2 separate regions of the Homo sapiens genome follow, and region 2 is linked to region 1. Evidence: chromatin loops called from intact Hi-C (ENCODE). Cell type or tissue: PC-9. All regions are shown on one strand. Region 1 overlaps IL1RAPL2 (interleukin 1 receptor accessory protein like 2). Region 2 overlaps IL1RAPL2 (interleukin 1 receptor accessory protein like 2).

What was found. Peaks named below come from ENCODE experiments on the same cell type or tissue, not always from the same donor. Only the 100,000 strongest peaks of a DNase experiment are listed, where the experiment ranks them.
Region 2: it touches region 1 in a loop (12-fold over the local background); 1 of 110 quality-filtered maps calls a loop at or near these places.

What each region holds. Positions count from the first base shown.
Region 1 is chrX:105,699,505-105,704,504 of GRCh38, forward strand. The region is part of intron 6 of IL1RAPL2 (interleukin 1 receptor accessory protein like 2); the gene reads left to right. All of the region lies in intron 3 of LOC105373303 (a long non-coding RNA gene), which reads right to left. Among named protein-coding and RNA genes, the nearest start is that of NRK, 120 kb to the right of the region's middle. In PC-9, a CTCF peak has its summit at 2,368 (motif pointing left); a DNase peak (open chromatin) is centred at 1,937.
Region 2 is chrX:105,261,276-105,266,275 of GRCh38, forward strand. All of the region lies in intron 4 of IL1RAPL2 (interleukin 1 receptor accessory protein like 2), which reads left to right. Among named protein-coding and RNA genes, the nearest start is that of TEX13A, 43 kb to the left of the region's middle. In PC-9, no CTCF peak of the experiment used is centred here; a DNase peak (open chromatin) is centred at 2,086.

The DNA.
Region 1 (5,000 bases):
TATGATGTAAAATGAGTAAATAATCTTGGACTAGAACCCAGGTGTTTTCCCTCCAGTTAAATTCTCTTTCTTTGATTATCTTAATTTACATGGCTCTTGCTTCATCTTCCACATTCCTCTGTGGGATGGGATTTGTAATCCATCATCTTCTAGGCTTGGACACATCTCTGCTTTCCCTGTGACCTTCTCAAGAGTCCTAGTACAAAGCTAGATGCAATTCTTAGAGAGGCTTATTTATTTTTAACATGGCCCAATTTTATCTCTTTTGGATGAAACACACCCTGAACATAAAACTTGCTGTGCCTTTTTGTCCTTTTCTCTAGGTCACTGCTTAGATTTTTTTGAGTTTCCAAGTTGCAGTCAGCTCATGTTGCAGAGAACAGATTCTTAGCCATCAATTTTTGCCTTCTAGGTAAAAGCGAATAAATTACTCCTTTCAAATGTCTTCAAGCAGCTGCTGAATTTTTCTCAGGAGTATCTGTTGTTTTGTTTTAAATATATTCTGAGTTTTGTTTTTTGTTTACCAACAGAATTTTTCTGGCTGGCAATTTCTTCCACTTTTCATTAATTGTGGAAGTGGTTGGTGTTAATAAGAAAGGGTAAATTCTCCCAAGGATATAGAACACAGTAAAAACAGCAGTATAAATTGGTGAGGGCTAAGTTGTTCAGTAAGAGTCACTTTTTCTGCATTACTTTCGGCTCCATCACTGCATTCAGAGAAAAGTGAGTGGTGAAATCAATTTCCTATATAAATTTGGCAGAGAACTGAATCTGAAAAACTGAGGCAAAAGAGGTCTATTTTAAGCTTAAATTATTGGAGATAATTGAGTCATGTAACCACTTCATTCTCTATGTTTAGACAGAAGCTTAGACATCATCTGATTTTCTTCAAAGATGTACATTGTAAAAACAATTTCCCTAAATAACTTGCCTAGTCTTCCAAACTCAATCCTGTAATTTTATTCCCTTCATTCCAACATAGCTGTCTGTCATTCTCCCAGGCAATGGGGGTTGAAATTCTTGAAAAGCACTTAAGTCTCAGTGGGACTTCATGGTGACATTTTGCTAATGTGCCTTGGTAAACAAAACATCCTAGGTTGTGAAACCAAAGCCTACTTCTATGGCGTTGTTTTTGTTTTAAACATGTCATTAAGAAAAAAGATATTACTGCTTCAGTATTTCTTTGATTTATTATTGGTCTAGAACTTGTTTATTAGACTCTATTTAGTAATAACATTCATTATTTTACTACCCCTTTATTTCATAGAGAAATATGATAAAGATCTCTTAATGATCATGTTGATTTGATAAGCAGATGAAAGGCTAAAATTTTTAAATCTATCTCATACCACTAGGTTGACAAAATTTGAAAACTTTATTATCCAGATGTTCTTTTCAATGCTCCCCTCTCTACTCAAGTGCTCCCCAGTGGTGCTTCAGGTTTACCACCCATAACTCTCCTCCTGCTCCTCTGGACCTCATCAATATTTCCTCCAGGGTCACATGTCCTATCTCCCTTTGGGACTTCATGGCAGGTGCCCTAATGAGGATCTTAAAAATGAATTGAGGTTTGAATGATGGGAAAAACTATCTGCTATTCCTCTTCCCCTGGGAGTTTAAAAATTTTAATAAAGGACAACTGAAAGTAAAATGCATTAACCTGAGAAAGGAATGATAGATGGAATTTTGGGCACTATGCAGGCCAATTAGGTTTGCAGAAGGAATGAAGGGTATGGAGATGTAAGAGTAGAGTTCAAACCTTTACATCATAAAACACATAGATAGTGATCTATAATGCACAAATACGTGCCTACCCTTGAGACAACTCAAGGGTGATTTTAAGTCCACTCATTTAGACATTTTCCATCTGTTTAAGAAATGAATTTTCACTATAACAGCTACTGTTCATTAAACAAACAGGTACAAAGAGTATTTATTTTTTAATATATTGCGACATTGAATTCCTGCAATTCCTCTTACCAGCTTCTCAGTTGGTTTAAAATGTGTATGTCATTCCAGTCTACTTAGATCTATATCAAGCTAATCACTTCAGGGCAGCTGTAGATTGATGTCCCAAGCCAGGGAGGAACTGGCCACTTACCTACCTGCCTGCCTGCCTGCCTTCCTGCCAAGTAGAGCAATTGTTACTTTTTAGCTCTCTCATACTCCATAATGACAGTTCGACTCCTTACCAATTTATTTGATCATTTTAAGAGCATCTTCATAGATTTCAAAGGAAAAACTATATCCTTGTTTTTTGCACTGATATCATGTGCATTGTTGTGTTGTTGTTGATGGTTGTTTGCTTTTTCTTTTGTTTTGCTGTGTTTTCCTCTTTTCAGAATTTTGTTCTTAGATTGCAAGAGTGACCTCTAGTGTGAAACATCTGTATAGTTATTATCTCAAGCTCCAGGGCCTCTTATCCAGCCTTAATTTCCATAGGTATTTGTGTTATACAAAATATAATTAGCAAGACCTCCACAAATATGGCAAGTTATCATCTAAGAATAAAAACTCCAAGTCAGGTTTTTTCTTATTACTACTCATTTATTTTATTCTTAAACTTTGGCTAACAAAGTACAGCTGCATTCTGGGGATTCTGGGATGGCAAAGGCAACACTTCCAAAAATGTCTTTGCAAGGAACTAGAAGTAAATTACGGCATTCTTTATGAGCTGGGTGTATTTGACTGCAGAAAAAAATGTTTTGCAGGCCTCTTGTTGCCCCTGGCATTCCTGTTGTGAATAATCGGTTGGTGCACTCCCCTGTTCTCTTTCTTCTCCAGAAAAAGGAAGTGTTTTCCTTACCACCATACTGGGTAGATGCAAGGCACAAAGAACACACTGTATTCTTCATGGGGAAAATTAAAGTCGACTTAAGCATATGTCCTGCCCTCACACAAGGCCAGCCAGAAAATTTGCAGTATGGTCACGGGCATTGCTTATTCCCTACACGAGGTAAAATAGAAGCTTTAACTGCCTTTCAAGAGCTAGCTCCCCTTGCAATAAAAATAACAACCCCTCATATTGGCATAGTGCTTTAAAACTTACAAAGCACTTTTATTCATAAAATTTTACTTCATCCTCTGACCACCTTTAGGAAGTAGGCATTATTAGTCCCATTTCAGTGATGAAAAGTATGAGGCCCACTGGGGTGCAATGACATGTGCAAGGTTAAACATATTTAGTAAATGGTGGAGTTAGAAGTCTTTGGACTCCAAACTTAGTGTACATTTTCTCACAGATTCCTCAGAGTCTAACAATCAGACTTTGGCAAAATAATATATAAGATTTTCAAAAATAAAAACAGTCTGCATTCATATTTCTATGAGCCTTGAAAAGAGAAAAGATGATCTGGTTGTAAGGATCAAAGAAGGTTTTTATGGAGCAGGTTATATACTTCAGTCTTTAACAAATAAGAAAAATGTAGACAGATGAGGAAAACCATTTCAAGCTAAGCAAAATCAGGGCAATAGGAAAGTATAGCACATCTATAAAAAATAGAAAGCACTTCAATCAATGTTTCTAAGTGTGGGAAGGTTGTAGGAAATAATTCTGGAAAAGAAAGTTAAGATCAGGACCTGAAAATCCTCTAATTCTAGAATAAGTTTTCTTAATCTCAGCACTATTGACATTTGGGACTAGATTATTCTTTGTTGTGGGGGATGTCCTATGCACTGTAAGATGGTTAGAAGAATGCCTGGTCTATACCACCAGATGCCCATAACACCACATCCCTCAGTTTTGAGAAGTAAATATGTCCCAGATATTACCAAATGCTCCCTCTGGGGCACAACTTCACCCTATTGAGAACCATTTAAATTGGTAGATTATGGGGACCTTTTCATATTTTGAAGCAAAGTTGTGTAATGAATACACCTATGCTTAGGGAAAACAAATATGGCAAAAGTCTACAGAAAAAAAATGGAAAAGGGAAGAGGTTGAAAGCCAAGAAAAAGCCCCTCAGGAAGATATGACAGGGGTCTCACAATGTAAGGGCCACAGATAGCTGCTATATTGGAAAAAGCATTAAACTTAGAGGCAGGCACTTGGACTACATTGCAAGCTCTGCCAACAGTCAGTGTGTGTTCTTGGACAAGTCATTTAAAACTGTGCCCTCTATTTCTCATCTAGAGTGAGAAGATGAGAGGATGAGACGATGATCTCAAAGTTCCCTTCTAACTGCATTAGAGAAAGATATGCAATGCTGTAACTAACTTTATCTGCATTCATTCTTCTCCATATGTCTTTTGAAAGAATCTTGGTGGGTATCAAATGTGTGTTTGATTTCTCTGTGTAAAGATAAACAGCATAACCTCACTGTCTCAGATTAAGTTGGATGAAATGACAAGTCAGAAATAGTGAAAAATATGAATTATTAAGTGCATTTTAAAGACATGTAGTTATATTACTTTCAAGTACATGAAGTACTTAGAACATAGATGTTGAAGTATTGCTTAGGCGAGGTCTCTTGGAAGCTAGTTTAGTTCATTAATTTAGCATGTACTGAAAGCACACAATGTGCAAAACACTCTGCTAGGCTTTTCAGAGGTTACCAAGATGGATTAGTTATGTGACCTGCCAAAGAGCTTACAGTATAGTAAGGGAAGTTAGCAATATACACAACGATAATACAAAGCAGAATGTTGTACATTCCAAACAAATTGTATGTGCAAGTCTTATATACAACAACAGGCTGATTTTTAGATTGCTTAGTCATGTAGAATACAGCTTAAATCCAGGTTTTAAAATAATCAAATATATATTTAAAACACATACACAACTTTTTCACCGAGTTGCTAAAATATTTGAGTAAGAAAAAATACAAGCTAAACAATTATCCATCAACTCAACTAAGATATCTGCGTAATATATAACTGAATTGTAATGGTACCATACATAGGCTAACCTCACTTGCCAGTGGAGCCTTAACAAGTAGACAAAAATGGTTGGCATCAAGCAAATTGCTTATATTTAAATGGTTGTTTTAAAGAACTTGTAA
Region 2 (5,000 bases), 440 kb before region 1:
GCTTTTCTTCATTCTCCACAGGTCAAGTTGTTTTCTTGATTAGTCCCAATGTGAGTACCTGGATGTTTCAGTTGAAGGTATTGTATTTACTCGCCCCTTCTTTTCCTCTATGGGCCACACATGCTAGCTGCTTCTAGTCAGCCATCCTGGCCACTTCATATCTTAGTCTATTTCTGATGCTTGCTCTCTCTTCAGGCTGTTTTTTTGTTTGTTTGTTTGTTTGTTTGTTTGTTTTGTTTTTTGAGTTGGTGTACCTTGTAATTTTTCGTTGAAACCCAGACATGATGTACTGACTGGGTAAAAAGGAACTGAGATAAATAGGCCTTTAGTGTGAGGTTTTTAGATTTTTCTGGCTAAGAGTAAGGCTGTTTTTACTGTTTTCTATAACTGTTGGTGTTAGAGGCTACAGTTCTTTCTGGTGTCCTTGTTTTTCACTCTTCTATTGTCTTTGGGTTTCCCTAGAGACTTCTTAAATAAGATGTGAGTTGTGCAGTTCTTTAAACTGTGATGCCCTATTATTAGACAGGAGTCCTAATTGATGTGTTGGTAAGATACAGGGTGAGAGTAAGTGCTATATAATATTATGACTAGGTCTCAGTGTTTTAGTGAACCTTGTCTCTGAACTGTGACCACAAGTGCTTCTCAGCTTCTCTCCCACCCACTACTTGAGACAGGAAGGCTAGAAGGGCTAGAGCTGGCTTTTTTTCTTCTTCCACTTCAAAGGCTAAAAGGAGCTAGAGTTGGATAGTTTCCTTCTCCATGTCAAAAGCTAGAAAAGGGTAAAGAGTTCATACCAGTTGCTGGCTCGTGCAGCTGCTTCTGCTCCCAGTGAGCTGTGATTCTCTATATTCTCCTGTCTCTCCAGTTTTTGGGGTAGTAGTTTTCTTTGTGACCTCAGTTATCTGATGGATCTGAAAATGGTTATTGATGTTCAGTTTGTTTGGCTTTTTTCTTGTTGTGAGGATAGTATTGATGACTTCTAAGCCCTTTACATGTCAGACTAGAAACCAGAAGTTAATCTCAGCCTTAGAATGATAACTTTAGGTTAAAGTGTTGTCTCTAGACTGCTATAGAAAATTGAGTCACATTAACTCCTGATGATCATTAATATATCATAACACATGTATAACCTGAAAGCAAAGTACTAAAAGTAATAAAAATAATAGACTAATAGTTAATATTTATTGAGTAGTTTTAGCATGTGATGCCCTATATTACAGGGCATTTACATATATCACCTCAGTTAATCTTTATAATCACCCCAATTGGTAAATATTATCACCACCTGTTTTTTTTAAATAGGTGAAGCAACTGAAGCTTAGATTGATTTAGTAGCATGCTCAAAAACATACTACTTGGAATTCTAATCAAAGTGTTTAGTCTAGAACTTATATTCTTAACCACTGTGGGCTACCAATATCAACATTAATACTGTGAAGATAGAAAGTTGGAGAAACAGAGCTTGGAAGGGAAGGGCTCCTTGTAGTTGGTTATCCTAGGCCTTTGGAGTAGAGATAGGCTGAAAAGGACAAGGTTCATACCTAATTTGCAATCGTACTCCTAATTGTCTCTTCCATCTTTAAACTGCAGACAGTTCAGTTTCCCTAAAGATTTTTTTTTTTCTTTTGAGATGGAGTTTCGCTCTTGTTGCCCAGGCTGGAGTGCAATGGTGCAATCTTGGCTCATTGCAACCTCTGCCTCCTGGGTTCAAGCGATTCTCCTGCCTCAGCCTCCCGAGTAGCTGGGTTTACAGGCATGCACCACCACGCCCAGGTAATTTTGTATTTTTAGTAGAGACGGTGTTTCTCCATGTTGATCAGGCTGGTCTCGAACTCCTGACCTCATGTGATCCACCCGCCTCGGCCTCCCAAAGTGCTAGGATTACAGGCATGAGTCACTGCGCCTGGCCCCCTAAAGATTTTTAAGCAGATGTTTAGATGCCCTGTGGGAGAATACAGTCTCCAGGGGAAAGGAGAAAAGTTGCCTAAGGGGTGGATGTTGGGTATTCAAACAAAGGTGTTTGAGGACTAGAGGTTACATGGTTAGTTTATGGTCGCATAGCTGCTTTGTGCTTAAACCTCAGAATCAGAAGAAATATTGAAATCAATCTTCCTGATGTTCTTGCCATGAAGAATGAATCATGTGCTCTGAATGGCACTAAAGTAACCACAACCACCAAATCAAATGGATTTAAAAAACACCTGTAGGTATGATGATGATATCTCAGAAGTAGACTATGAATACAGTGGTAAATATTTCAGGTTGGAAACTCCAAGATCCAAATGTAGCTGGCAACAGGTTACTTTAGGGTTCTTAGTAAACAGATATCTCAGTTGTGCATTCTGGGCTTTCAACCCAGCAACTACTGGCACGGGACATTTGCCACCTAGGAAGGTGGGGAGGGAGAGGAAAAAAGCTGGGCTTTAAGTGTTGACATTATGTTGACTGGGTAAGGATGTCCTGCAACAAACTACTCTATGAGGGGATAGCAAGGCCACAAAACGGATCTGATTGTTGAACTTAAGCAACTCTAGCAAGACGGGCTCTCAGCAAAATTTTCAAGTTGTTCAGGTTTAATAGTCCCAGGGACAATAAATAGTAGGGGGATTACACAGTGAGTTCAGTATTAGGGAACTGCTCAAATTTGAGCCTTTGGTGGTTTGTCCTGGCCTCAGACAACCATCTTGAGACTTGACCTATGCACTTCAAATTCTTTGCCTAGTATGTTGCTATAATTAAACACAGCTGGAGCAGTGGGGTATGGTGATATTCTTTGGCTGTGTCTGTACTCAGATCTCATCTTGAATTGTAGTTCCCATAATCCCCATGTGTCATGGGAGGGACCAGGTGGAGATAATTGAATCATGGGGATGGTTTCCCCCATCCTGTTCTCATGATAGTGAGTGAGTTCTCAGGAGATCTGATGGTTTTATAAGGGGCTTCTCCTTTTGCTGGGCACTCATTCTCTCTCCTGCCACCCTGTGAAGAGGTGCCTTCCTCCATGATTGTAAGTTTCCTGAAGCATCCCCAGCCATGCAGAACTGTGAGTCAATTAAGCCTCTTTTCTTTATTAATTACCCAGTCTTGGGTATTTCTTCATAGCAGCATGAGAACAGACTAATACATATGGCAATACTGTCTGTTCATTAGGAAGTTAGTGAGCAGGAGAGAAGTAATGACAGCAGTAAGCCTAGCAGCCAGCAGCTTACTGGGAGAAAGAGTGCCAATAATGGAACCAAGAGCCTGGAAGACTTCTGAGAGTCTATATAGGCATCCAGACTGAGGTAGAATAGCCAACAAAGTAACTTTGCAAAAGGCGTATTAGTGGAGGCAGGATGGGAACCTTTAGAAATTGTCTGTGTTGTATGACCACTCCTTATGGTGCTGCCCAACAAGAATGTAATGAATAAACCTGCAAGCCTCTGGATTCTGGCTGCTCACATGGTAGTGAATATTATTCCCATAAGCAAATTTGCTGAAGATGACAGAACTTGGGGGAGCCCCACATTTTAACCTAGAGATGTCTTACCCTAAAGCCAGTTTGCCTTTTCATCTACACTACATTGTCTCTAGAGGGATGTTGGTGACCTGAAGACAACATTTTCTTATGCCACAGTTAAAAAAAAATAAAGATCCTCTATTGGATACAAAGAACCTTTTATAAGGCTAGATGGCAGCTTGGAAAACACATAGGGCTATCTCGATCATTCCCAAAGAACATATAAAGATTCCAAGCTGTTCTTCATCAGGAGTTATTTTATAATTCCTATACACTCTTTAGTTTTTACTTCCTGGGGAAAAAAAGCAAAACAGTGAGCAGAGAAAATGAAAATTGTTAGAATTAATTGCATATGGACTTTCCCTAAAATGACATAAGAAAATGACACCATTTGTCTTTGAATGAGTGTGTGGGCTTATTTGCCCACCCCCACCACTGTTGTGTGAAAGCGCAGCAGCTCAGTTTTCATTTTCCTTTCCTCTCAAAATGCCCAGAGGGACCATATTTTTGTTTAATGACCTTCAGAATGATTCTTTAGAAATCTGAGGCTATCAGAGTTGGAAACAATGCGAAAATAATTGTGGATTATTATTGTATGACGGCAGTGGCAGCTGGGCTGTTTCTTTTTCTCTGTGTTCAGACTTTCTTCTTCATTTTCCCAGAAACCTTATATCCCAAGGTTTAACTCAGAAGCAAATCTCAGATAGGTGATAAACCTTGCCAGACATGGTATGTAATATAATTTCAGACAGGCCCTTAACTGTTCTTCAGGAAGACCCTAGGGAGTGAAGCAGCCTTATATCTACATGCTCTCAATAGTATTACTTTTATTTACTCTCTGACAATGTGTGTGGGTAGTTGTATTGAACATAAAGCAAGCATATCTCTTAAATATTATACTTGTGAATTAAAGCACCAGTTTGTGTGTTTTGTTGTCAAAATTCCTGCTAACATGAAAGAAAAAAAATGTTATGAAAAAAATGGGTACTCGCTGTCTCAGATCACTTACACACACACACACGTACACACACATACACATGAACACAAACACACAAGCACTCACAGCTGGGGATTGAGAGTCAGCACAGATTCTAACTTTACATGAATGTTTAAGATATGCGTATGGAGGCAGGGGTGAGGAGTGGTAGATGCAGATGTTGTATACACCATAGTGGGGAAAGTAAAAAGTGCTCTCAACTATTGTTCACATCATCTACCTCAAAATCAATTTATTTATTGCCTTAACTGACAGAATTTACATGATAAAATACTTTTTTTTTTTTTGAGACAGAGTCTCATTCTTGTCACCCAGAATAGAGTGCAGTGGCGTGATCTCGGCTCACTGCAAACTCTGCCTCCTGGATTCAAGAGATTCTTCTGCCTCAGCCTCTCAAGTAGCTGGGATTACAGGCACATGACACCACGCCCAGCTAATTTTTGTATTTTTAGTAGAGACAGGGTTTTACCATGTTGGCCAGGCTGGTCTCAAACTCCTGACCTC